Regions from separate parts of the Homo sapiens genome. Here region 1 is linked to region 2. The links are chromatin loops, found by intact Hi-C in ENCODE. Cell type or tissue: mammary epithelial cell. All regions are shown on one strand. Each heading gives the region's core, and the rest is flanking DNA. Links, peaks and the distances in the headings are about the cores only. Region 1 overlaps AGO3 (argonaute RISC catalytic component 3). Region 2 overlaps AGO3 (argonaute RISC catalytic component 3).

Region 1 (16,125 bases), core at 3,284-11,283, 60 kb before region 2:
TCTCATACACCCTTTATGTAGCTTCACTGAGGTTCTGAACATTTCCACCTTTGTTTTATTTTTTTTCTTTCTCTCTTGTACATACATACTTATTTTTTCCTGAACCATTCACAAGTAGGTTGCACATACCATGCCCCATTAATATTTATTTTATTTTATTTTATTTTATTTTATTTTGAGACAGGGTCTCGCTTTGTCACCTAGGTTGGAGTGCAGTAGTGTGATCTCGGCTCACTGCAACCTCTGCCTCCCAGATTCAAGTGATTCTTGTACCTCAGCGTCCTGAGTAGCTGGGATTACAGGCACGTGCTACCACTCTTGGCTAATTTTTTTGTGTTTGTAGTAGAGATGGGGTTTCGCCATGTTGGCCAGACTGGTCTCAAACTTCTGACCTCAAGTAATCCACCCAGCTCAACCTCCCAAAGTTCTGGGATTTTGGGAGTACCACTGCACTCTGCCAGTATTTAATACTTTAATGTATATTCCTAAGAACAATGATAAAAACCCTTGTACAGTTATCAAGTTCATTAAATTTAACATTGATATGATACTTTTATTTAATCAACAATACAAATTCCAGTTTTACCAGTTTTTCCAATGATGCCCTTTAGTATTATTTTTCTCCTCTGTTACAGAATCCAGTCCAGGATCATGATATAGATACCATGTCGTTCTTTCCCCAGCCTTTTTTTATCCTTCATGACAGTAACGTAGTTGAAGATTATCGGTAAATTATTTTGTAGAATGTCCTTCAGTCTGGGTTTGTCTGATACTTCCCCTTGATTACATTCTGGTTATGCATTATTGGCAGGAATATTATATAACCATTCTTTCCTTATCAGTGCATCATATCAGGAAGCACGCAGTATGTATTTGTTCCATTATTGGTGATTATTGGTGATGTTAACTTTGGTCAGTTGATTAAATTGGTGTCTGCCAGTTTTCTCCTATTGGGGTATTCTTTTCCTCCTTGTAGTTAATAAGCATCTTGTAGGGAGATTCTTTTTGTAATTGTGATAAAACATATGTAACATAAAATTTACCGTCTTAACCATTTTTAAGGTATATTTCAGTGGTATTAAGCACATTTACATTGTTATATAATTATTACCACCTTCCATCCCCAGAATTGTCTTTATCTTTCAAAACTGAAACTCCATATCCATTAAACAGTATCCATTGCTCCCTCCCCTCAGCCCTGGCAACCACCATAGTACTTTCTGTCTCTGAATTTGACTATTCTAGGTACCTCATGTAAGTGAAATCATAGATTGTTTGTCTTTTTATGACTGGCTTATTTCACAATTTATCCACATTGTTTCATGTGTTAGAATCTCCTTTTCAAGGCTGAATAATATTCCATTGTATGTATGTAACACATTTTGTTAATCCCTTCATGCATCAATGGACACCTTTTGGCTATTGCAAATAATCCTGCTATGAACATAGATGTAAAAGTATTGAACTCTGCTTTCGGTTCTTTGGATATATACCCAGAAGTAAATTTGCCAGGTCATGTGATAATTATTAATTTTCTGAGAATCTGCTGTATTGTTTTCCAGAATGGCTCCATCATTTTACATTCCCACCAACAGTGAACAAGAGTTCCAAACTCTCACTTCCATGCCAACACTTGTTTTCTGTTTTGTTTTTTTTTTTGTTCGTTTTCTAATAGTAACCATCCTAATGGGCGTGAGATGATATCTCATTGTGGTTTTGATTTGCATGTCCCCCAACAATTAGTGATGTTGAGTATAACTTTGTAGGCTTATTGGCCATTTGTATATCTTCTTTGGAGAAATCTGTGGTCAAGTTGTTTGCCCATTTTTTGAACTGGGTTGTTTGTTTTGGGTTTTGGGCAGTGAGTTGTAGGAGTTCTTTATTTTTAGATTTTTTATTTTTTTTAGCTAAACTGATCAATACCATTGTAGGAGTTCTTTATATATATTCTGGATATTAACTTCTGTATTCTGGATATTAACTATATATATTCTGGACATTAACTTCTTATCAGATATATAATTTGCAAACATTTTCTTACATTTCACAGGTTGTCTTTTCACTATGTTGTGTCCGTTGATACACAGAAGTTTTTAATTTTGAAATGGGAGATACTTTTAAGGATCCTGTTGCTCATTGGATTTTGATTATTCTTGCTTGGCAATTGATTATTCTTGCTTGAAAGGATTATTACTATGTAGAAGTGGTGATTTTCTAATTCTGTCATTCATTCTCCGTATGTTCATTAATCTGCTGTAAGGGAGTATATTTTCTTTTACTCTATTTATTGATTTCACTGCCCAGATTGTCCCAGATTTGGCCAGTGGGAACTCTTTTAAGCTGACTCCTGTGTCCTTTTGAAATGACACTTTTTGGGGAATACAATCCTGCATCACCTAAAACAATGGGGATATGCTCTGCGAAATGTGTCCTTGGGCAATTTTGTCATTGTGCTATCATCACAGTGTATACTTACGCAAACCTGAATGGTATAGCTTACTACACACATACACCATATAATATGGTTTATTATTGCTATAAACCTATATAGGATGTTACTATACCGAATACTGTAGGCACTTGTAAGACAATGGTAAATATTTGTGTATCTAAACGTATCTAACTATAGAAAAGGTACAGTAAAAATACATTGTAAAAGATTGTTTAAATGGTACGCCTGTATAAGGCAGCTTCATTATAATCTAATGGGACCACCGTGTATATGGGGTCCATTGTGGACCAAAAATCATTATGTGGTGCATGACTCTACTTCATTACTTTCTGGCACAGGATGTTCCTGGTTTATTTTATGTTTTCTCTGCTGCAGTCCTGCAACTAACCATTTCTCTGAGGATCTCTGGTTTCTTTTAGTTGGCAAATGCAATTTTGAAATGAAAATCTGGGTACTGGTATGTTCACAGCTGCTGGGGTATATGTGCTTCTAAGCCCTTTCAATGGATAGAGGTAGGAAATTTATAAATAAGTAGATAAATAAATAAAACGGACAATAAAAACATATTACACTTTGTATGGTAAATCTAACACATATATATAGGAAATCGTGAGTTCACACCCGATTCTTCCAATTCTAGTCCGTGCCTCATGGGATTCTTCCTTTCCTCACTCCATTTCATATTTGTATCTTTCTTCTTTAGTTAGATTCCTGGCTCCTCAAAACATCACCACTCCTTCTCATTTGCTCAGTCCTACAGTACATATAAAATAGTTTGTGAGAAAACAAACCTACTAATGATTCAAGGCTTTATTTTGTATGCAATTCTTCTAAATCCACCCTTTCTCTACCCCTAGAATTAAGACTATTGTCAGTATACATACTGTGTTCAAGAGTTACTTGAATTAGAGCTTCCTTTTTCTTTTTTTTCAATGTGGTTATGTTATTTATTTGAAATTTATTTGGGTTCATTTGATTCTGTTTATGATATTCTGTTTTAATTTTTTCCCTCCCTCCCTTTGTTTATTTATTTATTTATTTAGACAGGGTCTTGCTCTGTAACCCAGGCTGGAGTTCATTGGCACACTCACAGCTCACTGCAGCCTCAACCTCTCAGGCTCAAACGATCCTACTGCCTCAGCCTCTCAAGCAGCTAGGACCACAGGTGTGCACCACCACACCTGGCTAATTTAATTTTTTGTAGAGACTAGGTCTTGCTCTGTTGCCTGGGTTGGTTTAAAATTCCCTGGCTCAAGCAGTCCTCCTGCCTCAGCGTCCCAAAGTGCTGGGATTACAGGAGTAAGCCACCATACCCAGCCTAAATATATATATATATATTTTTTATTATAAATATATAAATTATAAATAATATATAAATTTATATTATAAATTATAAATAATATATAAATTTATATTATAAATTATAAATTTATAAATATATAATATATATTTATTTTATTTATTTATTTTTTTTTTGAGCCTCACTCTGTTGCCCACGCTGGAGCACAGTGGTGTGATCTTGGCTCACTGCACCCTCTGCCTCCTGAGTTCAAATGATTCTCGTGCCTCAGCCTCCCGAGTAGCTGGGATTACAGGCATGCACCACCACACCCAGCTAATTTTGTATTTTTAGTAGAGACAGGGTTTCACCATGTTGGCCAAGCTGGTCTTGAACTCCTGACCTCAAGTGATCAGCCTGCCTCAGCCCCCCAAAGTGCTGGGATTACATGCATGAGCCACTGCGCCTGGCCTTTTTTTTTTCTTTTTTTTAATATGTAGAACTTTAATATGCTTCCAAATTTCAAAAGTATACCAAAACATATACTCAGAATTGTTCTGTCCTTATTTTTTCCAGTCCATTCCCTCCCATCCTTTGAAAGTAACTAGTTTCTTTGTTTCTGGTTCATGCTTCCTGTGTTTCTTTTTGCAGAAGTAAGCAGATATGTGAATATTTTCCTCCTTTCTTACACAAAAGATGTCATAATATTTGTAATCTTTTGTACTTTGCTTTTGTCACTTAATAGTATAGCTTGGAAATTTATTCCATGGCAGTTTCAAGAGATTTTCCTCATTCTTTTTTCATAGCCGCATAGATGTTGGAGCATTTAGGGTAGTTTCCAGTATTTTGCAATGACACATAATGCTGGCACGAGTAACTATGTTATTTAAATTTTATCTACAAAAAAAAATGGTATATTTTAGTCTATTGACTTTATTTTTGCCATGTTTTCTCTTAGATATTTTTATAAGTTAAATCTAAAATAATTGTATTTATCTTTTTCAACATTTACCAGTTGACTCTTTTCCCATCAACAGGTAGATTTAGACGTTACTTTACCTGGGGAAGGTGGAAAAGATCGACCTTTCAAGGTGTCAATCAAATTTGTCTCTCGGGTGAGTTGGCACCTACTGCATGAAGTACTGACAGGACGGACCTTGCCTGAGCCACTGGAATTAGACAAGCCAATCAGCACTAACCCTGTCCATGCCGTTGATGTGGTGCTACGACATCTGCCCTCCATGAAGTGGGTGCTTCTGCTTTTTTTCTCTTTAGATTTTAAACTCCCAAGAATGAATTGTGCAGGCTTCCCTTGGTTAAACCTTTATTTGTCATATATTTTGATTGTTCAACTGAAATGTTGAACAAGAATAGCATCCATACAAATTCATTGACAGGAGTACGTTACAGAAAATTATCTGGCTTTTGCAAGTAACTATACGTCATTAGCTTAGCTAGTCTCATGAATAATTTTATAGAAAAATATCTCACCCTTTCTCTTAGGATCTAAAAGTCTTAACAGATCTATTTTCAGATGTATTTATTTAGTTATCTTGTTTTAAAAGTAATTTCACTGTTTATACAACAATATCAAATTGTGTTGAATTGCTTTTTTTCAATAACCCTAGGACCTCACATGTGTAGGGTATGCTCCTGTGTGTGAGCGCATGTGTACCCGTGTATTTTTTATTGTTTGGTTGGGTTTTTTTTGAGACATGGTCTCACTCTGTCACCCAGGCTGTAGTGCAGTGGCACAATCATGGTTCACTGCAGCCTCAACCTCCCAGGCCTAAGCAATCCTCCTACCTCAGCCTTCTGAGTAGCTGGGACCACAGGTATGCACCATCATGCCTGACTAATTAAAAAAAAATTTTTTTTTTTTTTTTTTTTTGTAGAGATGGAATCTCCCTATGTTGCCCAGGCTGGTTTCAAACTCCTGGACTCAAGTAATCCTCTCACCTTAGCCTCCCAAAGTGCTCGGATTACAGGTGTGAGCCCCCACACCTGACTCAGTATGTTTTTTTTTAAAGAAAAATAGTATGTCTTGCAAACACATTTATATAAATACCTTTTTGTTCAATAATTATTTACTTGTTAACATTTTTAAGGTCGGAACTGTTAACTTTTTAAAACCTATTTTTAAGAAATTATTTTAAATAAAATTTATTCTTATTTCAACCAACAATTTTGAGAAAGGAAAATTTAAGTAGATTTTTTTCCATTTAGAGTGGATACTTTTTGCTTTCTCAAATTTGGAACATGTTTAGTTTCATATATTCATAATGATAAGCATCATTATGTTAATTGTGCTCTAGTCTCCCCTTTTCTGCAGATTTAAATACTTGCATGAGAAGGAAAGGATTGAACATGCCATTTTAATTTTTGTAGATACACACCTGTGGGGCGTTCATTTTTCTCCGCTCCAGAAGGATATGACCACCCTCTGGGAGGGGGCAGGGAAGTGTGGTTTGGATTCCATCAGTCTGTTCGGCCTGCCATGTGGAAAATGATGCTTAATATCGATGGTAAGGGAACTAAAGCCATATTCTGTATTGGGTGGTGGATTTCTGTATGATGTGTGTACATAAATTTTATATATAATTATACATACTGGTGTCTCGAAGTAATATTTGGACATGTATTATGATCTACTGGAGAAACCTTTATATTTTTATTACATTTCATTTAGAAAGCCTGTAGAATTTACCTTGGAATGCTGCTAAACATGAAGCAAGCACATGAAGACAGATTTAAAAGCCCTGATGATTATCTGAGCAATCTTCTATTATAACTCACTTTTGCCCTTTTAACTCTAAGCCAACATTTTATTATGAAATATATATTTTAAGAAAGATAATTCTGTTGGGCATGGTGACCCCCAGATGTTATACCCACTGCTGGTCTTAATGTGATGCTAATTGCATTCTTGTTTTTAGGTGTTTTCTTACAAAATATTTTCAAGCTTATGTAAAAACAGAGAGAGTAGTATTATGAACTACCACATAGGTAGCCATTACTCAGATTGTCAGAATTTTTCTACCTTTGCGTAATCCGAGTACATTTCTTCCTCTACAGTAGTGTTTTTAAATCTAATTCCAGACAGCATGTTATTTTATCCCTATTACTTCAATGTGTACCTCTAAAACTATGGATATTTTCTTATAGCAGCAATGGCATTATCATATGTAGGAAAATTATAAACAAGCATTTATTTTTACCCTCTAATACCTGTCCACAATCAGATTTCCCTGATTGTCTGAAATATGCCTTTTTCTTGTTAGCTGGTTCTAATCAGAATCCAAACAAGATCCACACATCACATTTGATTATTGTGCCTTTTGCCATCTAGTAGTCCCATTTCCTTTCCTGTTTTCTTATTTCTTTATGCCATTGACATTTTACAAAAACTGGGTCACTTGTTCTGTAGAATATGTTCAAATCTGATTTTGTCTTTTTGTTTTCTTGTGTTATTACCTTGTTCCTCTATCCCCTGTTTTTTCTGAAAATGAAAGTTAGCTTAGAAGTTTCATTCCATTCTGGTTCAAAATGCTTAAGTGCTTTATGTCGTGTCATATTAGGAAACACAGTATCTAGTGGTCCCAATTTTAGTGATTCAAAAATCAGTCTCTAGGTTCAGAGATTAATCAGTAGATTCAGAGATCTCTCCATTGTAAATTTCTTAATTAACCTTTGAATTGCTAATGTTCTGTTCACTGATCGTTGTGGCCCAAATTATTTATTTCACTAGGGATTACGAACTGGTAATTTTTCTGTTATTCTTTTTGCATTAGGTGGAATTTTTCTGTGGAAAAGCTCAGTGTCCTATTGAAAATTAGTAAATGTTTGAAAGCTTTCTTGCTTTCGGGCACAGCAGGATATTCCTTGCTCATCTTATATTTCCTGCCCAGTACCTGAAATTAGACATTCCTCCAAGGATCCCTGGATCCTTCCAGATTAGGGTATAGTTTCCTCATTTTTTCAGCTGCACCTACCATTGTGTAATATATGATTGAGGAGGGGATATATTTAACCAGTTTTCTTTAGATGTATACTAGGGTTATTTTTAACTTTTCTATTTTACATCATTTTATGTATATTAAGATAAGTCTGTAAGATACATTCCTGGCGGTTAGACTGATGAGTTAAGGGCAAATGTATTAATATTTGTAATTTGTATCATTGTTGCCAGATTGCACTCCATAGAGATAGTAAATATTTTGCATCAATGAATGAGAGTACCAGTTTCCTTATATCTTTGCCACTAGAATCATCAAACTCTTAGATTTTCTTCAATCAGATTTGCAAGAAACAGTTTTCTTGTGTCTTCTTAATTTGTATTTGACTACCTTTTCACAAATATAAGGGCCACTTGTGTTTCTTTTTTAATGAACTGTTAGTTTATATCTTTTGCCCTTTTTTTTCTATTGGATTTTTCGTCTTCTTATTTACTGAGAATGCTTTCTAAATTAAGGAAGTTAGCTGTTCATCTGTCATGAGTTGCAGATATTTTACCTAGGTTGCTATTTGTCTTTTGACCTTTGGTATTGTGATGTTTTTTTTGTTGTTGTTTTTGTTTTTGCCATGCAGAAGTTTGTTTGTATGTTGGTGTGTGCACACATACATATGTATTGGTCAGTCATTTCTTTTATGACTTTTAATATCTGATAGGACTAGTCCCATTTTTCTCTTTTCAGGGTTTTCCAGACCATTCTTATGTATAAGCTTTAGAAATTCCTTGTTTAGATCCAGTGAGTGGGAGAGGACAGATTGTTATTTTTATTGAGATCCTATTAGATTTATAAATTAAGTTAGGACAAATTGGCATATTTAAGGTGTTGTCTTTTCTGTCAAAGAATATACTATGTCTTTCTATTTGTTTAAGATTACTTTCATTTTCAAGAGATCTTAAAGCTTCACATAAATTTTGCACATTTCTTTTTTTTTTTCTTTCTTTCTTTTCTTTTTTCTTTCTTTTTTTTGAGACAGAGTTTCGCTCTGGAGTACAATGGAGTGATCTCGGCTCACAGCAACCTCCGCCTCCCAGGTTCAAGCAATTCTCATGCCTCAGCCTCCCAAGCAACTGTGATTACAGGCATGCACCACCACACCCAGCTAATTTTGTATTTTTAGTAGAGATGGGGTTTCACCATGTTGGTCAGGCTGGTCTCGAACTCCTGATTTCAGGTGGTCCACCCACCTCAGCCTCCCAGAGTGCTGGGATTACAGGCGTGAGCCACTGCACCCAGGCCATTTCTTGTTATTCCAGGATATTTTCTCCTTTTTGTTGCTATTAAATGGGTTTATAGATACTAACTGGTAATTGCTTATATATATTCAGGCTTTTGATTTCTGTATACTTTCTCTCTTTCTGTGTTATTGAATTCCATTATTGTTTGTGGTATTTTTTCAAGCGATTTTATTGGGGTTTCTAGGTTATAATCATCACCTGCAACTAGTGATAAGTTTACCTCTTCCTTTGGATTTTTATACCTCTAATTTTTTTTATCAGATTATATAGACTAATTAGACAGGGTAGGATTAAATAGTAGTGATTAATGTGCGTCCTTTTTCTTTCTTGCTCTAGAAGCATTAAGCATTGTATGTATACATTGTCATATTAAGGAATATCTGTTTCTTATTAAGTACGTTTATCAAGAGTATGTGTTAAATTTTGTCAGATGCCTTTTCAGCATCTATGGAGCTGATGATGTGATATTTCTCTTATTTTTAACAAACATTGAACCAAACCAGGACTCCTAGATTCTTTTAATTGATGCTGGATTCTGTTTGCTAATACTTTCCTTTTATAAATTAACATGCAGAAGTCATATTAATCTGCAGCCTTCCTTTTTTGTACAATCTTTGTCAAGTTTTGGTATTATTTCCTAAAAAATTCAGAAGTTTTCCATTTTCTAAAATGTATAACAGTTTTAAAATAGTATTGATATTATCAGCTCTTGTATGATTTCGTAGAATTCCCCTATAAAACCTTGTGACCTGCCGTTTTTTGTTTGGTTTGGTTTGGTTTGCTAGGTAGCTGTTTTAAAACTTCCCTCATTTATTTTGTGAAAATCAGTCTAATAATTTATCGTACAATTAAAAATAACTAAAAATATAATTGGATTGTTGGTAACATAAAGAAAGGATAAATGCTTGAGGTAATGGATACCCCATTTACCCTGATCTGATTATTATGCATTATATGCTTGTATCAAAAGCTCGTGTAACCCATAGATATATACATCTAGTATGTACCCATAAAAATTTTTTTTTAATTAAAAAAAAAAGTCTGTTCAGGCTGTTTAGGTTCACTTTTGGTAGCTCACATTTTACTGGAAAATTATTTTATTCATATGTAATTTAATTATACAGAGTTTTACAAAGTAGTTTCTATCGTTATTATGATTTTTTTTTTTTTTTTTTTGAGACAGGGTCTTGCTCTGTCACCCAGGCTGGAGTGCAGTGGTGTAATCTTGGCTCACTGCAACCTCCACCTCCCAGGGTCAAGCGATCTTCCCACTACAGCCTCCTGAGCAGCTGGGACTACAGACACATGTTACCACACCTGGCTAATTTTTGTATTTTTTGTAGAGACAAGATTTCACCATGTTGCCCAGGCTGGTCTCAAACTCCTGGTCTCAAGAGATCTGCCTGCCTTGGCCTCCCAAAGTGCTGGGATTACAGGCATGTGCCACCGTGCCCAGCTAGTTTCTATTAGTTTTTGAAATTCTGTGTATTTTTGTGGTTTTCCCAGTCTGTTATTTTGCATATGTATGCTTTGTTCTTTTTACTTTTTTTTCAGGTAGTGAAATTCAGTGGTATTTATTTTTCTCCATCTTTTTCAAGCTTTCAACAATAAGCATCTATTACTTCTTATCAAAAAACTAAAAAAAAGACGGTATGGCATCATAAATATTTATTTTAGAAAACAAAATGTATTTATTGAGTGCTTTCTGATTAAGAACAAAGTATAGTTAATGAATGCTGATTGTTTAATTAAGTAGTTTAATCCTTAACCTTTTTTCCTATGCCCTGACTTCTTTTTTGGTAACATAGTCTTCCCAATTAATGAATTACTGAAACCTATAATAAAGAATATTTTCTATTATTCTAGCTCAGGTGTATATTTAGTACTTAAACTTAAATACTTGAATCAATGAAATAAAATCTTGATGAACTCTTTCTAGAGATGTAAGGTACCCAAATTTCTTGACACAATTTTTTTTGAGTTTTGCTCTTGTCACCCAGGCTGGAGTGTAGTGGCTCGATCTCGACTCACTGCAACCTCCGCCTCCCTGGTTCAAGCGATTGTCCTGCCTCAGCCTCCCAAGTAGCTGGGATTACAGGTGCATGCCACGACACCCAGCTAATTTTTTTGTATTTTTAGTAGAGATGGGGTTTCACCATGTTGGTCAGGCTGGTCTCGAACTCCTGACCTCAGGTGATCCGCCTCCCTCCGCCTTCCCAAGTGCTGGGATTACAGGCGTGAGCCACCGCATCTGGCCTGAAAACAATTTTTTTTTTTATTAACGTTAAACTCACTAGAAAACTCTCAAGAATTGTGTTGAAGATCATTTGAAAATATATCTGCCAACTTCCTCTTCCTTCCTGAAGTGTGTTTACAGACAGAGCAAGTTACAACAGTCTTACTATTCTTTGAGGATAGAGCAGCTTCCTGGGGATTCTGGAGGCTCAGTTTTCTGGTCTGTTATTAGGACACAATACTGATGTTGAGGAAAGTAAGGCCTTGCTGACAATGGGAATTATTCTTAAAAGTTATTTTTCTATCTATTTTAGCTAGATTAGTAACATGTACTTTCATTTTGTTGGTGGAAATATTTAAAACAATTATTTTTCTGGTGATCACTGTTTTAGCCGTATTACAAAGCTTCTAATATGTAGTATTTTTATTATATTCTAGAAACTAGAAATACATAATATTATTTTCTAGAAACTCCACAAATTTCATTTGTATTTCCTCTGTGCTTGAAATATTGTTTGAGAGACTTTTCAAATTTTCAGATTGAAGATCTTTTTGTTTTCTGGATTTGTTGTGAATTTCTAGTTTCATTGTGTTGTTAAAAAATGTTGTTTGTGGCTGGGCGCGGTGGCTCATGCCTGTAATCCCAGCACTTTGGGAGGCCGAGGCGGGCGGATCACGAGGTCAGGAGATTGAGACCATCCTGGCTAACACGGTGAAACCCCATCTCTACTAAAAATACAAAAAATTAGCCGGGCGTGGTGGCGGGCATCTGTAGTCCCAGCTACTTGGGAGGCTGAGGCAGGAGAATGGCGTGAACCCAGGAGGCGGAGCTTGCAGTGAGCCGAGATCGCGCCGCTGCACCCCAGCCTTGGGACAGAATGAGACTCCTTCTCAGAAAAAAAAAAATGTGGTTTGTATTTTTCCTTTTAGAGTTTCTAGAGGTATTTTTTGTAGCCCAATATACGGTCAATTTTTGTGATAGTTCTATGGCTATATGAAAATAAGATATATTCATATATTAGTTTAGAGTGAAATATCCATCAGAGCTACCAGTTTGATTATGTTGCTTATGTCATTTATTTCCTTAGTTTTGTTTTTTGTTCTCTCAGACTAGGATAAATAAATTTCCTATTATTAATATCTTTCTGTTTCTTCTTTTATCTCCTGTAATTTCCATTTTCTGAATGTTGCTACTGTATTAGGAGCATATATATTCATATCTGTTTTCGTTATGAATTATAACCTTTATATAAGTGACTTTCTTTTTGTACTTTTTGACCAAAATTCTACATTATCTAATAAAAAGATTGCACTTCATGCTTTTGTGAACTTTATCCTATCCTTTAACTTTTTTTTTCAGGTATATCTTGATGACAGCATAGAATGGTTTGCTTTGTGGGTCAGTTTAAAGCTTTTTTTCTGTTTGGTGGATGAATTAAGCCAGATATAGATAGGAAGGACATATCTTTCTGTCAAGTCACAACCATTGGTCATGGTTTTGTAAAATTATTTTATGCCATTTTTTACATTTGTATATATTTTGAAACTTTGAGTGTTGTGTTTTCTGTGCTTTTTAAATGGTAGTCCTCATCTTAGGAAGATTTTTCCCCCCAGTGGTTATCTTTATACTTATACCTTCATATGATACCTATCTTCCTCTGTTTTAAAGCAGTCTTTTGTTTCCCTTAATTGAGTAACAATTACATTAGCTTTATTCTCTTCCCTTCTTTCTACTAGTTTTAGCCAATATAGTATTATTTTATTGCTCTTTATAATTTTATTCTGTCATGTTGCTTAAGTTTTTACTGATTGACTTTCAACTTTGACTCCTACCTGTTGCACATGAGGTGCAGTCATTGAGCTTATTCTACTTTTCATATATTCTACTCTTAACATCCATTTGTATATATTCATTGATTTGAATTCCTACATTCTTAGACCATGTAACAGTTTCATTCCATTTGTTTTCAATCTTAAATCTGCAATTAAATGTATTGTTGCTCACTGCCAGTCCTTTTGCTGAAATTTTTCTGGTCATTTGTTGGTTTCAGTTTGTCCTCAAGTTGTTTCTTCAAGAAATGCTCATATGAATAAGGCCTGAGTTATCTGTAGCCTTATTCCTGAAGGACTGTTTGGCTAGATGTGGAATTGTTGGCTCACACTTTTTCCTTGAGTACCTTGTAGGTATTTTTCCACTGTCTTCTGGCATTGACTGTTCAATAGAGAAGTATGATGCCAGCTTGATTTTATTTTTCTTAGAAGGAGTGTGCTTTTTTGTGTGTGATTGCTGAAAGTATTTCTTCCAAATACCAAATAATTTAGAAATTATTTTATTAAGTGACATCAGTAAAATTACTAGATGTTTTCTTAGTTGACCATTTTGGGTCAGTTTTATATCCATCATTTTATTTACTTTTAAAAAATTTCTATCCTACATGCTTCTTACTGTGCCTTTGGTGTTGTATATTTTTACCATGTGCTCATTGCATTTTAGTCTTCATCTTTTTAATTCTTAAAATTCTTTTTCTCCCATTTCTTTTCTGAGTTCTGCCATGCTTGTTTCACTACAACTCCTGTTGACTGGTTAGTTGCTCCTTGAGTTTCTAAATTTCTCCTCTGAACTTTTTCTTCATAACTGCATTAGGAATTTTTCAGTGTGAGTAAAAAGTAGGGTTTTAATTTTCCTCTGCTTTGTGATGATATTGTCTGTTGAGTTTTCTTTGTCAGAAATGTCGCGGTGCCTTTTTACATTTTTTTCTATGGTATTATTGTATGTATACTTACCACTTTTTTGTTGCTTATATTGGCATGAGATGAGTTTCCCAAACCATCTGTTAGAAGGGACTTAAGGGTGTTAGGAACATTAGGAACACCTTCGGAGCAAGATAGTTTTCCAGGTTTCTGTGCTCAAGGCCTCTCTCCTCCATTGTTCTGGTGGACTCTTTCTTCAAAATGCAGCCACATCTCCTATGCCTCTCAGTAACTTAAGGGGTTTAAGTAATATGAACTACCAGCCATGAGTTCCCCAGGTCCTGACTAGTTCTGCTACCAAGGGATGCACCTCCTACCCTTTAAATTGCCTGCCTCAAATGTTAACAATTAAAGAATTTGTGACAGGTATACAGGAGTTTTTTGTACTATTCTTATAACTTTTCTGTAAGTTCGAAACTACTTCAAAAGAAGAAATTACAAAAGAGCATGCCTCACTTGTAAAAGGGTGGTCCTTTCTGAGATCTGTCACTTCCAAACCACCCTCCACTTATTGTTCTGCCACTTTCTACACCTCCTTTCCTTACCTCCTTCTGAGAATCCCCCATTTAATCTCAGTTCTAAACATTGTAGTTCCCGCTTGGTATAGATTCTTTTCTTTCTGGGAGTAAATATGTGCTATTCCCCCACCAGATTCCTTTATACTTCTTGTCATTCTCTCATGCTCAGATGTGGCTTCTTTTAGTCTCAAGTACTTTGGGTCATATTTACTTAGAAGTTGGCATTTTTAGGTTTTTATTATCCCCTAGTTTCACTAAAGATATATGGTATTTTTTGTTTTTAACATTGTTTTTGTTGCTCTGTACAGGTTCTAGGAGAAAGATGGGAAAATTTGGAACTAAATTGCTGTTATGTTCCTACTAGAACTTGAAGTCCAGCTTTGAAAATTATTAAGAAATAATTTCTAGGCTGGGTGTGGTAGCTCACACCTGTAATCCTAGCACTTTGGGAGGCCAAGGTGGGAGGATCACTTGAGCCTTGGAGTTTGAGACCAGCCTGGGCAACATAGTGAGACCCCATCTCTATTAAAAAATAAAGAAATGATTTCTAAATAACCCCTTGTTTAAAGAAATCACAGAGAAAATTTTGAACTGAAGGACAATGAATACAATACATATCAGAACTGGTATGATCAGCTAAAGCAATGCTTAGAGAGAATTTAAAACTTGAAATGCCGATTTTAAAAGAAAAAAGCATCAGTGACATAAGCATTCATTCTCAACAAGTTAGAAAAATCACAGAAAATTAAATGCAAAGAGAATAGAAAGAAATAAAAGATAAAAACAAATCAATGAAATAGGAAAACTTCTCTCTATCCTTTAGATAGGGATACTTCAAAGGTTTTTAAGAAGGATAGTGACATGATCATATTTGTTTTCCAGAAAGAGACCTCTGGCAGCAGTGTGGAGAATAGATAGAGGAGAAAAAACTAATCTGAGAAGCCAGTTAGGAGGCTTTTCAATCACTAGTTCAGGTAAGAGATGGTGATGGTCTAATGTGGGATGGAGAGGAAGGATTAAGCTGAAAAAATAGGTTTAAGAACCATGTCCAGAAAAAAAAAACTTTGGGTGTAGTACTGGTACATGGAACGGATTGGAAAAAAATAGACCAGAGCTTTACTAGATTTTTGAAAGAATTGTTTTTGCAAATAAACTACAAGCCTGGCATATCAGTCAAGGTTCAGAACCTAGAGAAGCAGAACCAGTACGAAGTATAGAGAGAGAGTTTATGCAATTGTAGGGGCTAGCTAGGCAAGTCTGAAATTTTGGGGGCAGGCTGTCAGGAAGGGCAGGGAAATTCAGGCATGGGCTGAAGCAGTTATCTATAAGTGGAATTTCTTGCTCTCAGGGAAGCTTCAGCCCTACTTTTAAGACCTTTCACCTAATTGAATCAGGCCCATCCACATTATTCAGGATAATCTCCATTACTTAAAGTCAACAGATTATGGATTTTAATTACATCTACAAAATACCTTCATAGCAACACCTAGATTAGTGTTTGATTAAACAAATGGCAGCTGGTAGCCTAGCAAGTTAACACATTAAAAACAACACCTGCCATGATGGCTTACACTTGTAATCCCAGCACTTTGGGAGGCCAAAGTGGGAGGATCACTTGAGATTAGGAGTTTGCGATCAGGCT
Region 2 (16,125 bases), core at 4,227-12,226:
TTGGGAAGCTCAGGTGGGAAGATCATTTGAGCCTGGGAAGTTGAGGCTGCAGGAGTGAGTTGTGATTGTATCACTGCACTCCAGCCTGGGCAACAGAGTGAGACTCCACCTCAAAAAAAAAAAAGAAATTGGTTTTGGGGGTTTTTCAGTGTAAATCAAAGTACATTAAAATGCTGCCTGCCTCATCTGTTTATTTGGAGACAAGAGTCTCACTCTGTCACCTAGGCTGGAGTGCAGTGGCATAATCTTAGCTCACTGCAACCTCCGCTTCCCAGATTCAAGTGATTCTCCTGCCTCAGCCTCCCAAGGAGCAGGGACTACAGGTGCCTGCCACCACACCAGACTAGTTTCGTATTTTTAGTAGATATGGGTTTTCGCCATGTTGGCCAAGCTGGTCTCGAACTCCTGACCTCAAGTGATCCTCCTGCCTCAGCCTCCCAAATTGCTGGGATTATAGGTGTGAGGCACTGCACCCAGCCTCATCTGTTTTTAAATTTTGTTTTTATATTTTAAAAAAATCCTCTGAGGGCATAATCTTTCCTGCTATCCTAGTGTGAGATAGGTAATACTATAGAAATTCTGGCTCTACCATTTGTCTAATCATTTGAACTTTGGCCAAATATGTAATGTCTATGAAACTATTTTCTGATCTGTAAAACAGGAATAATACCTGCCGTGCCTCTTTCTTATGAATCTTGTGAGATCAAATTAGAAAATAAACAATAGCTAAAATGTATCAAGTTTTTACCATGGTCCTGGATGGTGTGCTAAGTGCTTTACATATATGATCTCATTTAATCTTCACACCAACCCTATAGTTGAAGCAATCCTTTTACAGATGAGGAAAACTGAAGTAAGTGCCTAAAATTTCATAGTAGTATGTAGCAGAACTGGGAATGGAACTCTCCATACTAACTCTAGAGCTGAGCTCTTAACCAGCATATACTATTAGTAATGCTCCTTGTAAACTACAGAATGCCGTATAACTGTATAGAATGTTCTTCATTTGCAAAATGGATTACTGACAGACCATTACGCTTAACATCAGTAGTCTGGTGACCTCTCATATATGAAGCACACAAATCTTTGCTTCATCCTTCCATTCCCTTCCCAAACTTCCCATTACTACTTTGTAGGAATTCATGACTAGACAAAGGTTTTATATTTAGTGGTTTCTCCTTCCAGGGGTTTCACAGACCAGCTGCGTAAGATTTCTAAGGATGCAGGGATGCCCATCCAGGGCCAGCCATGCTTCTGCAAATATGCACAGGGGGCAGACAGCGTAGAGCCCATGTTCCGGCATCTCAAGAACACATATTCTGGCCTACAGCTTATTATCGTCATCCTGCCGGGGAAGACACCAGTGTATGGTAAGGATATCTTAAGACTGCATTTTTCCTCAAGTACTTGATGTCCTTTTAGGATTATACTGAAACATATCCTAAAACTTTCAAATATTAAAATATATTTTATGATACAGTATTTAAAACCATGTATTATTACTTGAAGACAAATTAATATAGCAAACTAAATAGTCCAAGATGAGACATTGTAAAAAGAGTTTCCGGGCTGGGCGTGGTGGCTCACGCCTGTAATCCCAGCACTTTGGGAGGCCGAGGCGGGTGGATCACCTGAGGTCAGGAGTTCGAGACCAGCCTGGCCAATGTGGTGAAACCCCATCTCTACTAAAAATACAAAAAATTAGCTGGGCGTGGTGGTGGGCGCCTGTGGTCCCAGCCACTCAGGAGGCTGAGGCAGGAGAATGGCGTGAACCCAGGAGGTGGAGCTTGCAGTGAGCCGAGATCGCACCGGTGCACTCCAGCCTGGGCGACAGAGCGAAAGTCCGTCTCAAAAAAAAAAAAAAAGGGTTTCAGTAGTGAAAAGAGGCATTACATAACAATGGCTAAAGAAAGAATTATTGAATAAAAATGGCATTGAGATAATTTGAGTATCAGTATAATGTAGTGGTTAAAAGCACAGGCTATCAAATTAAACTGTGTTGCTCAATATTCAGGTACTGCCGGTTCTACTACCTGTGTGATTTGGCTGAATTACTTAATCACACTAGCCCTTAGTTTCCTCATCTCTGGAATTGGGACAATATTTATGTATGTATGTGGTGTGTATGTATGGGATAGGATCTCTCTCACTCTTTCAGGCTGGAGTGCAGTGGTGCAATCATGGCTTACTGCAGCCTTGACCTCTTGGGCTCAAGCAATCCTCCTTTCTCGGCCTCCCAAGTAGCTGGAACTACAGGCATGTGCCACCACACTGGACTAATTTTTTATTTTTTTATTTTTTTTGTTTGTATTTATTTATTTATTTATTTTTATTATACTTTAAGTTTTAGGGTACATGTGCACAATGTGCAGTTTAGTTACATGTGTATACATGTGCCATGCTGGTGCGCTGCACACACTAACTCGTTATCTAGCATTAGATGTATCTCCCAATGCTATCCCTCCCCCCCCCCCACCCCACAACAGTCCCCAGAGTGTGATGTTCCCCTTCCTGTGTCCATGTGTTCTCATTGTTCAATTCCCACCTATAAGTGAGAATATGCGGTGTTTGGTTTTTTGTTCTTGCGATAGTTTACTGAGAATGATGATTTCCAATTTCATCCATGTCCCTACAGAGGACATGAACTCATCATTTTTTATGGCTGCGTAGTATTCCATGGTGTATATGTGCCACATTTTCTTAATCCAGTCTATCATTGTTGGACATTTGGGTTGGTTCCAAGTCTTTGCTATTGTGAATAATGCCGCAATAAACATACGTGTGCATGTGTCTTTATAGCAGCATGATTTATAGTCCTTTGGGTATATACCCAGTAATGGGATGGCTGGGTCAAATGGTATTTCTAGTTCTAGATCCCTGAGGAGTCGCCACACTGACTTCCACAATGGTTGAACTAGTCTATTTATTTTTTTGTAGAGACAGGATCTCACTATGTTTCTCGGGTTGGTCTCAAACTCCTGGGCTCAAGCAATCCTTAAACCTTGGGCTCCCAAAGTGCAGGGATTACAGGTGTGAGCCACTGCACCTAGCCTCTTTCTGGTTTTAATTGAGCATTTTATATGATTCTATTTTCTTTCCTCTTTTAGTGTATCAGTTATACTTCCTTGATATATAGCACACATACCCTGGGATACTAATAATACCTAATCCATATATAGGGTTGTTGTAAGGATTAACTGAGTCTAATATGTAAAGGGCCTAGAATAGCACCTGTCATATAGTAAACAGTCAATGTTAACTGTTATTATTATAAACAAAATTTTGTGAGATTAATAAGCTAAATATAAATCATTGAATCGTAGAAAAATACAAAGAAAATATAATTTTCAAACCACTGAACGGGGTAAAATCATGTAAGTTTAGAAATAATAGAAGAAATCACAAAAGAAAATTGTCAGATTTGACTGAGTACTGAGTAAACATTAAATTTTCTCTTTCTTTCTTTTTTTTTTTTTTTTTTTTTGAGAGAGAGTCTCGCTCTGTCGCCCAGGTTGGAGTGCAGTGGTGCGATCTCGGCTCACTGCAAGCTCTGCCTCCTGGGTTCACGCCATTCTCCTGCCTCAGCCTCCTGAGTAGCTGGGACTACAAGCACCTGCCACCATGTCCAGCTAATTTTTTTGTATTTTTTAGTAGAGACAGGGTTTCACCGTGTTAGCCAGGATGGTCTCAATCTCATGACCTTGTGATCCTCCCGCCTCAGCCTCCCAAAGTGCTGGGATTACAGGCGTGAGCCACCATGCCCGGCCCTTTTTTTTTTTTTTGAGACAGAGTCTCCCTCTGTTGCCCAGGCTGGAGTGCAGTGGCATGATCTCAGCTCACTGCAACCTCCACCTCCCAGGTTCAAGCTGTTCTTCTGCCTCAGCCTCCCTAGTAGCTGGGTCTATAGGCGCGTGCCACCATGCCTGGCTAATTTTTGTATTTTTAGTAGAGACAGGGTTTCACCATGTTGGCCAGGGTGGTCTCAAACTCCTGACCTCAGGTGATCTGCCCACCCCAGCCTCCCAAAGTGCTGGGATTACAGGCATGAGCCACTGCGCCTGGCCCCTAAATTTCCTACATGTCACGGATGTACTAAAATGAAAAGAAAACCAATAGAGTGTGGAAAATATTTGTAGCAAATAGAAACAATAAACAAATAGTTTATTATTAGTTAAATAAAAACCTTCTTTTTTTAGATTAATGAGAAAAGATTATAAACTGAAATTTAGTAAAAACAAAGCAAGTAAATATATGATAAGTTTGTTTTTATTCATAGTTAAAGAAAAATACAGGCCAGATGCAGTGGCTTATGCCTGTAATCCCAGCATTTTGAGAAGCCAAGGTGGGCAGATTGCTTGAGTTCAGGAATTCAAGACTAGTCTGAGCAACATGGCGAAACCTCATATCTGCAAAAAAATAGAAAAATTAGCCAGGCATGGTAGTACACATCTGTGGTCCTAGCTACTTGGGAGGCTGAGATAGGAAGATCACTTGAGCCAGTAGGTGGAGGTTGCAGTGAGCCAAGATCATGCCACTGCACTCCAGCAGCCTGGGCAACAGAGCGAGACCCTTTCTCAAAAAAAAAAAAAAAAGAGAGAAGAAAAGTACAAATCAATAAAGGGAAAAATTTTGTGCTGCTAAATTAGCAAACATATTTAAATATTATAATACCTAGTGCTTGTGAGTATGCAGTGTATTAATACGTTGCTGATGGTAGTATAAATTGATATTACCTTTTTCATCAAAACTGTAAACATGCCTGGGCTGGTCTCGAACTCCTGGCCTCAAGTCATCCTCCCGCCTCAGCCTCCCAATGCTGGGATTACAGGCATGTGCCACTGCTCCTGGCCCCTCCTGGTTTTAATTGAGCATTTTGTATAATTCTATTTTTCATTCTCTTTTAACATATTAGTTAGACTTCCTTTAAAAATTTTTGTAGTGTTTTCCCTAGACTTTTTAATATATATTTACAACTAATCTGAGTCTACTTTTAGGTAACATTATACCACTTCTTAGATAGTATAGAGATACCTTGTAACAGAATACTCCCAATTTTTCCCTTCTGTACCTTATATTTCTGTCATTTATTTCACTTATCCATAAGCTATAACTACCCAATACACTGTTGCTATTACTATTTTGAACAAATAATCATCTATTAGCTCAATTAAGAATATGAAAATACAAGATTTTATTTTACCTTTATTTATTTGCTGACCTTCAACCTTCCTCCTTACTTTTGTTTTGTTTTGTTTTTTAGAGACAGGTCTTGCTATGTTGCCCATGCTGGTCAGTGGCTATTGTCAGGCATGACCATAGTGCACTGCAGCCCCAAACTCCTGGGCTCAAGTACTCTACCCACCTCAGCCTCCCCAGTAGCTGGTACTACAGGCATGACCCACACTGTACCCTGCTTTTCCTTCATTTATGATTTCTGATCTGTATCATTTTCCTTCTCTCTGGAAAATTCTTTTAATATTTCTTGCCAAGCATTTCTACCAGCAACAAATACCCTGTTTTTATTTGTTTGAGAAACTCTTTATTTCTCCTTCATTTTTTTTTTTGAGCCACATAATGATTTAATGTTTACTTGCAAATCATTCACTCACATAATTTCAAGTACTAAGTCATTCTGGAATTCTTACATTCTGACATTAAGAACATTCACATGTTGTGCAGCCATCATCACTATCCATTTCCAGAACTTTTTTCCATCATCCCAAACTGAAACTCTTTATCCATTAACCAATAACTTTAATATCCTATTAAACCTCACGTAACCCCTGGAAAGCACTGTTCTACTTTCCGCTTCCATGAATTTGACTATTCTAGTTTCCTTATGTACATGAGTCCTACAATATTTGGCTTTTGGCATAATATCCTCAAGGTTCATCCATGTTGTACTATATGTCAGAATTTTCTTCCTTTTTTGGGCCAAATAATATTCCATTGTTTGTATATGTGTGTGTGGGGGGGCGGGGGGTGTGTGTGTGTGTGTATACACCACATCTTGTTTATTCTTCTGTTGATGGACACTTGGGTTGCTTCTACACTTTAGCTATCATGAGTAATGCTGCTATGAACATAGGTGTACAAATATCTCTTCACAACCCTGTTTTCAGCTATTCTGGGTATACATCTAATAAGTGTCATTGCTGCATCATATGGTAATTCTATTTTTAATTTTCTGAGGAACCTCCACAGTGTTTTCCACAGTGGCTGCACCATTTTACATGCCCACCAACAGCGCACAGGAGTTCCAGTTTCTCCACATCCTTGCCCCAATGTTTGTTATTCTCTGGCTTTTTGATAGTAGCCATCCTAATGGGTGTGAAGTGGTATCTCATAATGTCTTTGATTTTGCATTTTCCTAAATGATTAGAGACGTTGGGCATCTTTTCATGTGCTTATGGGTCATTTTTCTGTTTATCTTCTTTAGAGAAATGTGTATTGTCATTTGTCCTTTTTTTTAAGGCAAGGTCTCACTCTGTCACCCAGACTGGAGTGCAATGACACGATCATAGTTCACTGCAGCCTCCATCTCCTAGGCCCATGCAATCCTCTTGCCTCAGCCTCCTGAGTAGCTAGAACTAAAAGCACATACCATCATGCCTGGCTAATTAAAAAAAAAATTTGGCAGGGATGGGGTCTTGATTTGTTGCCTAAGCTGGTCTCTAACTCCTGGGCTCAAGCAATCCGCCTCAGCCTACCAAAGTGCTGGGATTACAGGTGTGAGACATTGCACCCATTTTTCTATGTTTTTTATATATAAGAAGTTATGCTGGGTGCAGTGGCTCACACCTGTAATCCCAGCACTTTGGGAGGCCAAGACGGGTGGATCACTTGAGGTCAGGCGTTCAAAACCAGCGTGGCCAACATGGCAAGACCCCATCTCTACTAAAAATACAGAAATTGGCTGGGCGTAGTGGCTCATGCCTGTAATCCCAGCACTTTGGGAGGCCAAGGCGGGTGGATCACCTGAGGTCAGGAGTTCAAGACCAGCCTGGCCAATGTGGTGAAACTCCATCTCTACTAAAAATACAAAAAAAAAAAATTATCAGGGCATGGTGGCAGGTGCCTGTAATCCCAGCTACTTCAAGAGGCTGAGGCAGGAGAATCACTTGAACCCAGAAGGCAGAGGTTGCAGTGAACCGAGATTGCGCCGTTGCACTCCAGCCCTGGGCAACAAGAGCGAAACTCTTATCTCAAAAATAAAAAATAAAAACAAAAAAAATAAAAAGTAAATAAAAATACAGAAATTAGCTAGGTGAGGTGGTGCACACCTGTAATCCCAGCTACTCGGGAGGCTGAGGTAGGAGAACTGCTTGAACCCAGGAGGCAGAGGTTGCAGTGAGCTGAGATCGCGCCACTGCACTCTACCCTGGGTGACAGAATGTGACTCCATCTCAAAAAAAAAAAAAGAAGTTATGGCTGGGTGCAGTGGCTCTTGCCTGTAATCCCAACACTTTGGGAGGCTGGAGCAGGAGGATCACTTGAGCTTAGGAGTTTGAGACCAGGCTGGGCACCATGGTGAGACCTCCCTCATCTCTACTTAAATAAAAAAAAAAAGGCTTGGTGTGGTGGTGCATGCCTGTAGTTCCAGCCACTTGGGAGGCTGAGGCAAGAGGATCGCTTTAGCTCAGGAGGTCGAGACTACAGTGATGCATGATCATGCCACTGCACTCCAGCCTGGGTGACAGAGTGAGATCCTCTCAAAAAAAAAAAAAAAAGTTATATACACCGAAATATTTATGATGGTTATAATGGCAGAGGAGAGGAAAGGAACAGGGGACTTTTGTTCTTTGCGCTATAATACCTCTGAATTTTTAAATTAAAGATAAGAGAATAGGATTGAAAGCTGTAAGTGTACTGTGATTACAAGTACATTAAAATAATATAAATGAGAAAATTATTGGAAGAGAGTACTATAAAACGATAACAAGGGATTATGTGCATGTTTCACTTTATGCTTTTCAGTTATTGCAGTTATGCTATGGCAAAAATATACCTTTTTATACAAAGAAGAAAACAACTAGAAAAATTGTCACTAAATACTTAAGCTAGTCTTCAAAGCAGTATACTTTCAATTTTAACAGCATCGCCTTAGTACTGTATTGGCATAATTTTTGGTATCCTGTAATACAATGATGGATTTTAAGGGGGAAACATAGTAGCTTTATTTTCAGTATGTAAAATTATTTTCAGGTCTTTTTTTCTGACTAGAGGTTTTGCATCTATTCCATAGCGGAAGTGAAACGTGTAGGAGACACACTTTTGGGTATGGCTACACAATGTGTTCAAGTCAAGAATGTAATAAAAACATCTCCTCAAACTCTGTCAAACTTGTGCCTAAAGATAAATGTTAAACTCGGAGGGATCAATAATATTCTTGTACCTCATCAAAGGTAAGATATGCTAATCGCTTATGAAAATATTATTTTTATATCTTCATTTGTCTATATATGACCATATCTAACTACTATAAGGGCTGTGTAAGAGACCCCCTTAATAATTCCTACTATGGGAGATTCGTAGACATTTTGGTAAAAAAATAATTTGGATTGGCAAGGTTCAGAGATTCTCTTGTGAAAATGCCCCCCACAATTTTATTTTATCTTATTTTTTAAGGAAAGAATGAAGCAAAGCAACAAAAGCAGAGATTTACTGAAAATGAAAGTACACTCCAGAGGGTGGGAGCAGGCTCAAGCCCCAAAAATTTTCATTTAGTATGCAAAGTACCTCTTACCTAGCCAGAAAGTATCCAGTGCTTTATTTCTCACTGGAGAGCCCAGCTTGAAGAATTTTCACTTTATTTGGTAATCATCTTCAACCTGGTTTCATGAGACTACTCACCTACCTGGAATGTGAAGGAGAGAAGGAACTGGGAGCCCAGATTAGTCAATTAAGTAAGCCATATCAGCCTTCCTGCTATAGTCAGTGAGAAAACACATTACTGTTAGATCACCCTTCTTAGAGCTGGAGCTCTTAGGAAGTAAGAGACAACATGACCTAGAAACAGGAGGTAGCTTATTGTGCAAGTCACTGAGGAAGAGGTCATTTTTCAGAGAATTGAACAAGTTCCCTTTTAATAGTTGAAGCAATTAGGCCTCAAAAAAGTTAACTGTACACCACAAATAAACATTAGAATAAGAATTGGCCCATGTTTGTTTGACACAAAAGTCCTTTTTTTCCTGTTTTTCCATGCCATCTCTACTTTCTACCCCTGTTAAATATGAGATGAGATCCGTAAATGAGATAAATAAAGAATTTTATCAACAAGCCCAACATGGTGAAACTTTATCTCTACAAAAAAATAGAAAGATTAGCCATGTGTGGTGGCATGTGCCTGTCGTTCCAGCTACTCCAGAGGCTGAGGTGGGAGGATTACCTGAGCCCAGGGAAGTCAAGGCTGCAGTGAACTGTGATTACGCCACTGCACTCCAGCCTGGGCAACACAGTGAGACCCTGTCTCAAAAAAACAATAATAACATAAAGTAAAATAAAAGGAAGTCCTAGCTTCCTTTATGACCATTGAATATATGTTACTCAAATTTATACTTTTGGCCAGGGAGTGGGAGTAGTGGATTCCCAAAATCCCTTCCAGTCTGAAGTGTAATGATTCCTTTTTCCCTTGAGAGATTACATAGGTTTAAAATATAAGTCTTTTTTTAAAGAGTGATAAAAATTTGTGGATCATAAGGAAGTTTATAATTTTGTGCCCATGTTGGAGAATACTAGCATCTGTTAATATTAATACAGCCCTTTTCAACCACCAGCACCACTATTTTAGATAAAATTCTGCTGTGAATAAAACTTTGGATTGGCCGGGTGCGGTGGCTCACGCCTGTAATCCCAGCACTTTGGGAGGCCAAGGCAGGTGGATCACAGGGTCAGGAGATCGAGACCATCCTGGCTAACATGGTGAAACCCCATCTCTACTAAAAAATACAAAAAATTAGCCGGGTGTGGTGGCGGGCGCCTGTAGTCCCAGCTACTTGGGAGGCTAAGGCAGGAGAATGGCATGAACTTGGGAGGTGGAGCTTGCAGTGAGCCGAGATCGTGCCACTGCACTCCAGCCTGGGTGACAGAGCGAGACTCCGTCTCAAAAAAAAAAAAAAAAAAAAATTTGGATTACATAGGACTTCCTCTGTGCTGTCAATAACTTGAAGTTACGTTGCAATTGTGTGAAACAGATAAATGGATACTGAAAAAATGAAATATCTAACCCTTTTTCAAAATGTGTTTAAGACCTTCTGTGTTCCAGCAACCAGTGATCTTTTTGGGAGCCGATGTCACTCATCCACCTGCTGGTGATGGAAAGAAGCCTTCTATTGCTGCTGTGAGTGTTAGCCAGGTTTATCTTACCTAAGGTTGACAGACCAGTATCAATTTTGCAGTTTCAACTTTTTGAATTTTAATATTTTCTTTGTAGCCAACTTTCATAAATGTTCTTTGGGTTTTTGAAAAGAATGATTATTCTCTGGTTTGGAGTTTGGAAGTTCCATATGTATCTATTAAATCAAGTTTGCTAGTTATATTATTCAAATCTTCTGTATTATACTTTAATTTGTCTACTTGACCTCTCCATGATTATGCATTTTTAGTTACTTTTTGTTGTTTTGAATAGTTTGTTTGTATATTTCAGTAATGTCTTTGTCATAGAAAGATACACTACATATAAGCTTGGTGGATTACATTTTTTATATATAAAATGTCTCCCACCTTCATCCAGGTCAATACTTTGCACCTGAATTCTTTTATTTTATTTTATTTTATTTATTTTTTTCAGACAAAGTTATCTTGTTGCCCAGGCTAGAGTGCAATGACACAATCTCGGCTCACTGCAACCTTCATCTCCCAGGTTCAAGCGATTATCCTGCCTCAGCCTCCCGAGTAGCTGGGATTACAGGCACCTGCCACCATGCCCGGCTAATTTTTTGTACTTTTAGTAGAGACGGGGCTTCACCATGTTGGCCAGGCTGGTCTTGAACTCCTGATCTCGGTCAGTCCACCTGCTTCGGCCTCCCAGAGTGCTGAGATTACAGGTGTGAGCTACCGTGCCCAGCCAAATTCTTTATTTTACTACTGCCACTCCTGTTTTTAACATCTGCCTGTTATTTCTTTGCTCTCTGTGTTTGTAACCTTTTTGTCTCAGTTTAAGTGTATTTCTTATAAACTTGAGAAAGCTTGATAATATTTTACCTATTTTGAAAATCACTTGATTTTAACAAATAGCCAACATTTCGAAAATATGAACATCTTTTAGGCATATTTAATAAACTTCAGAAATTAAACTGTAAGATTTAATTGGCCAGGCGCGGTGGCTCACGCCTAGAATCCCAGCACTTTGGGAGGCTGAGGCGGGGGTGGATCGCTTGACGTCAGGAGTTCAAGACCAGCCTGACCAACATGGTGAAACCCCATCTGTATAAAAAATACGAAATTAGCCTGTCGTGGTGGTGGGTGCCTTTAATTCCAGCTATTCGGGAGGCTGAGGCAAGAGAATCACTTGAACTCGGGAGGCGGAGGTTGCAGTGAGCTGAAATCATGCCACTGCACTCCAGCCTGGGTGACAGAGGGAGACCCCATCTCAAAACAAAAAAAAAGATTTAATATTTTTTCTATGATACATTATAATCTTCACATAAATCTTGTTTTATGAATCTGATAAATCTAATTCATCCCTGAAAATGATAGTAATATTTAAATTTCCACTTCATGATTTCAAAACTATTTTCATTAGTAAAGGAAATTAATTTTTATCTATTAATTCTCTTGCTTTTGTATTTTTAATGTTATACATGAATTATTTTCTTTAAATGTTCAGTGGTTGTATTGAGTCATCTCTAACATTCATTAAAGTGTTCTTATAGATGATAAAATGATAAAGAAAGGAACTCAAAAGACTTCCTTGGATTTGCTACTTTGGGTCATTTTCCACAAAGGTTTAAGCATATTTTAATTCCTTTGGACTTCTGGTAGTCATTGTCTTTTTCTACTAAATCCGTTTCTACCAAATACCCACTTTCTTTTGTGGTTCTCAGAAGTCTTGTAAATAGAATTTATTGGTTGATTCTTTTTCACTATATGGCTTCTATCTCCAAGAACTTAGAGAGTAGTGTGAGAAACTAAGTAAGTAATGAGTGCCACATAGTATAATAGGTGTTATCATGATAACGAAGTAACAACATTTAAGTTGCAAGAACCTGGTGTGTTTTGGGAATGTTGAGAAATACAAGGAATTGGAACATAGTATACTGCAGGCTATGAGGCTAGGAAGCCTTTGTGAGGCATTTTGTTCCATCCGAGGGTCTGGATTTATTCTTTTTTTTTTTTTTTTTTTTGAGACAGAGCCTCGCTCTGTAGCTCACGCTGGAATGCAGTGGGCGCGATCTTGGCTCACTGCAAGCTCCGCCTCCCGGGTTCACGCCATCCTCCTGCCTCAGCCTCCTGAGTAGCTGGGACTACAGGTGCACGCTGACACACCCGGCTAATTTTTTGTATTTTTAGTAGAGACGGGGTTTCACTGTGTTAGCCAGGATGGTCTTGATCTCCTGACCTTGTGATTCGCCCACCTCGGCCTCCCAAAGTTCTGGGATTACAGGCGTGAGCTACCGTGCCCGGCCTGGATTTATTCTTAAGTAGCGAGATACCTTTCAAGGGAAAGAAATGGTCAAAGTTCCATTTTTGAAGCATGACTTTGGTATAGGTTAACTGGAAGAAAGGGTCTGGAGGCAGTGACCAGCTCTAGGCTCTGATCAGAATAATGTTATAAGTTCATGCTTTGAGGTCTCTTCTCCAAAGACATAACAATATTAGACACAGAAAGAGAAATTAATATAGCTAGTTTCAAAACCAAGATTAACTTCTCTGAGGACCAGATACAGAACACAAATGCAGCTCAATAAGACTGTATAGATTCAGGCCAAGAGGGAAAATTCTGATTTTAAAATTTATGAAGCGTAACAGTTCTAAGATGAAGCTAAAGTCTTAAGTATGGCTTCTGAGATAGGTTGCTAAAGTGGAAGAGATAGGAAGAAAAATCAGTGGTTTGAATTGGTCCTTGTTTTTTCTTATTTCTTTTCTCTTATTCTCTTATACACATCTTTTTGTCTTTTTCTTTCCTTACTAATCTTTAAGTCTACCAACAACACAAAGAATCTAATTGTTAAATGTATAGTTCAGCCTAGTTATAGGAAAATAGTTTTTTACCCTATACTAGGTGTTTTATTCTGTTCTTCAACGGGAAGTACTATTCTTTTTAATTTTTTAAAAAGATGGGGTAGGCTGGGTGCGGTGGCTCATGCCTGTAATCCCAGCACTTTGGGAGGCCAACGCAGACGGATCACGAGGTCAAGATATCAAGACCATCCTGGCCAACATGGTGAAACCCCATCTCTACTAAAAATACAAAAATTAGCTGGGGGTGGTGGTGCACACCTGTAGTCCCAGCTACTCTGGAGGCTGAGGCAGGAGAATCGCTTGAACCCAGGAGGTGCAGGTTGCAGTGAGCCGAGATTGTGCCACTGCACTCCAGGCTGATGACAGAGCAAGACTGCGTCTCAAAAAAAAAAAAAAAAAAAAAAAAGAGAGAAAGAGAGAGAGATGGGGTCTTGCTATTTTGCCCAGGCTGGCCTTAAATTCCTGGGCACAAGTGATCCTCCTGCCTCAGCTTCCTGAGTAGCTGGGACTATAGGCACATGCCGTCATACCCAACTCAGAATTACTATTTTTGATTACTTTCAAAGTAAACAGTGATGAACAGGTTACAGTAAAATAAAAATGTAAATGAAATTCATGTAATTTTGATTATCATTTATTTTTATTTATTTATTTATTTATTTTACTTTTTCTAACCTAGGTTGTAGGTAGTATGGATGCACACCCAAGCAGATACTGTGCCACAGTAAGAGTTCAGAGACCCCGACAGGAGATCATCCAGGACTTGGCCTCCATGGTCCGGGAACTTCTTATTCAATTTTATAAGTCAACTCGGTTCAAGCCTACTCGTATCATCTTTTATCGGGATGGTGTTTCAGAGGGGCAGTTTAGGCAGGTTGGTTACCTAGAATCTCATCAGACTATGGTGAAATCAGATATTGTGTTTATAATATGGTGTCTAGTTCTAGAGTTAAAAACCTTGTTAGAGTTCCCCAAGTCAAAACTTGGTGTTTTGTTAGATTGTCTTTTTGAAAATGTTCACTACGAATGTGTATGCCTTGCTTGCTAAGACCATGTTCTAATAATCGTTAAAATGGAATCTATTAGCTATAGAGTGGTGAAATTAAGGAATCCTGAGATTAAATCATTATCCTACTTTGAAGTATATAAAAACAAATAGCTGACTATATTGAATCTTTCCATTTCATATTCTCTAGGTATTATATTATGAACTACTAGCAATTCGAGAAGCCTGCATCAGTTTGGAGAAAGACTATCAACCTGGAATAACCTACATTGTAGTTCAGAAGAGACATCACACTCGATTATTTTGTGCTGATAGGACAGAAAGGGTAATCTCACCTCTGTTGTAATACTGTTATAAACCAAGCTTATCCAACATAGTTCATAGAGCATTCAACAAGGGCCCTCTGCCAACAGCAGGATTTCCAATATATAGTAGCAAATTTCAACAATTACATTATGAGTATAGAAGCATCAAAATAGATTATTTTTAACTTTCTAGAATTTCTAGTCACACTCCAAATATTCAAAATCTCATTCTACTTTTTTGTTGTGAAGAAACTCATGGTTTTAAAATTATTCTTCTATTCATATTTTCCTAAAATCTTCAGAAAAAACAGTACATTCTCTTTTTAAAATATCTCATACAAATTAGTTTTTTAAAAAAGTGGAAATTCAGGCCAGGCACAGTGGCTCACACCTGTAATTCCAGCACCTTGGGAGGCCAAGGCAGGCAGATCACTTGAGGTCAGGAGTTCAAGACCAGCCTGGCCAACACGGTGAAACCCTGTCTCTACTAAAAATACAAAAAATAGCCAGGTGTGGTGGCGCACATCTGTAATCCCAGCTACTCGGGAGACTGAGGCAGGAGAATCACTTGAACCCAGGAGGCAGAGGTTGCAGTGAGCCGAGATGGTGCCACTGTACTCCAGCCTGGGCAAGAGAGCAAAACTCCATCTCAAAAAAAAAAAAAAAAAAAAAAGTGGAAATTTATACAAACTAACTTTTAGCCATGTTTCCTTTAAAGTTCACAGAATTATTTTATGCATTTTATAATGTGAATGTATATTTTTTATAATTAGGAAGGAAAGAGAGGTATAAATACCTAAGGAAATATGTTTTCTTTTTTTTTTTTTTTTTTTTTTTTGAGACGGAGTCTCACTCTGTCGCCCAGGTTGGAGTGCGGTGGCGCGATCTCAGCTCGCTGCAAGCTCCGCCTCCCAGGTTCACGCCATTCTTCTGCCTCAGCCTCCTGAGTAGCTGGGACTACAGGCGCCTGCCACCATGCCCGGCTAATTTTTTGTATTTTTAGTAGAGACAGGGTTTCACCGTGTTAGCCAGGACGGTCTCGATCTCCTCACTTTGTGATCCGCCTGCCTCGGCCTGCCAAAGTGCTGGGATTACAGGTGTGAGCCACTGCGCCCGGCCAGAAATATGTTTTCTTATCTGTGTGCAGCAAGACAGCAGTCTTACTGTCATTTTCAGTGCTCTGATCACATCTGCCCCCATCCTGTAAATCTTGGAGCAGAGAAATCTAATGATACCAAGTGTTGTTTCCCCTTGAGAAAGGGATTTGATAGAAAGGACTAAGAGAGGGGTGTTTTTCTTTGCCATACATACTCACTGTATTCCTTTGGGCAAGCAACTTAACATCTCTGTGTCTGTTTATTTCTTAGCAAGATTGGATAATATTAATATCTACCTTATTTGGGTTGTCGGGAGAATTAAATAAAATACGTAATGCACTTAGAACAGGGCTTGGCCCACACTAAGTACTCAGTAAAGATTGGCTAGCTCTCATTAGTAGAGTGATGAGAACAAAAAAAAATTAATAAATAAAGTTTGGCTAGCTGCAGAGTGGTGGTGATAGTGGTAGAATAGAGAAGAAGAAATAATAATAGATATTGTTCTAAGTATTGCTTATAAATTTCATCAATTTAA

Evidence for each region. Peaks named below come from ENCODE experiments on the same cell type or tissue, not always from the same donor. Only the 100,000 strongest peaks of a DNase experiment are listed, where the experiment ranks them.
Region 1: a loop joins it to region 2, with 2.0 times the contacts of the local background. A loop is called at or near these places in 2 of 110 quality-filtered maps.

Annotation. Positions count from the first base shown.
Region 1 is chr1:35,967,256-35,983,380 of GRCh38, forward strand. It overlaps AGO3 (argonaute RISC catalytic component 3), which reads left to right. Exons shown (of 19, transcript NM_024852.4): 4 at 4,769-4,977; 5 at 6,120-6,256. Among named protein-coding and RNA genes, the nearest start is that of AGO3, 44 kb to the left of the region's middle. In mammary epithelial cell, for the core only: no CTCF peak of the experiment used is centred there; no DNase peak of the experiment used is centred there.
Region 2 is chr1:36,025,929-36,042,053 of GRCh38, forward strand. AGO3 (argonaute RISC catalytic component 3) reads left to right here. Exons shown (of 19, transcript NM_024852.4): 12 at 1,186-1,370; 13 at 8,246-8,405; 14 at 10,249-10,339; 15 at 13,862-14,056; 16 at 14,379-14,513. Among named protein-coding and RNA genes, the nearest start is that of TEKT2, 50 kb to the right of the region's middle. RefSeq lists an enhancer at 8,365-9,564. In mammary epithelial cell, for the core only: no CTCF peak of the experiment used is centred there; a DNase peak (open chromatin) is centred at 8,883; H3K27ac peaks cover 1,309 bases.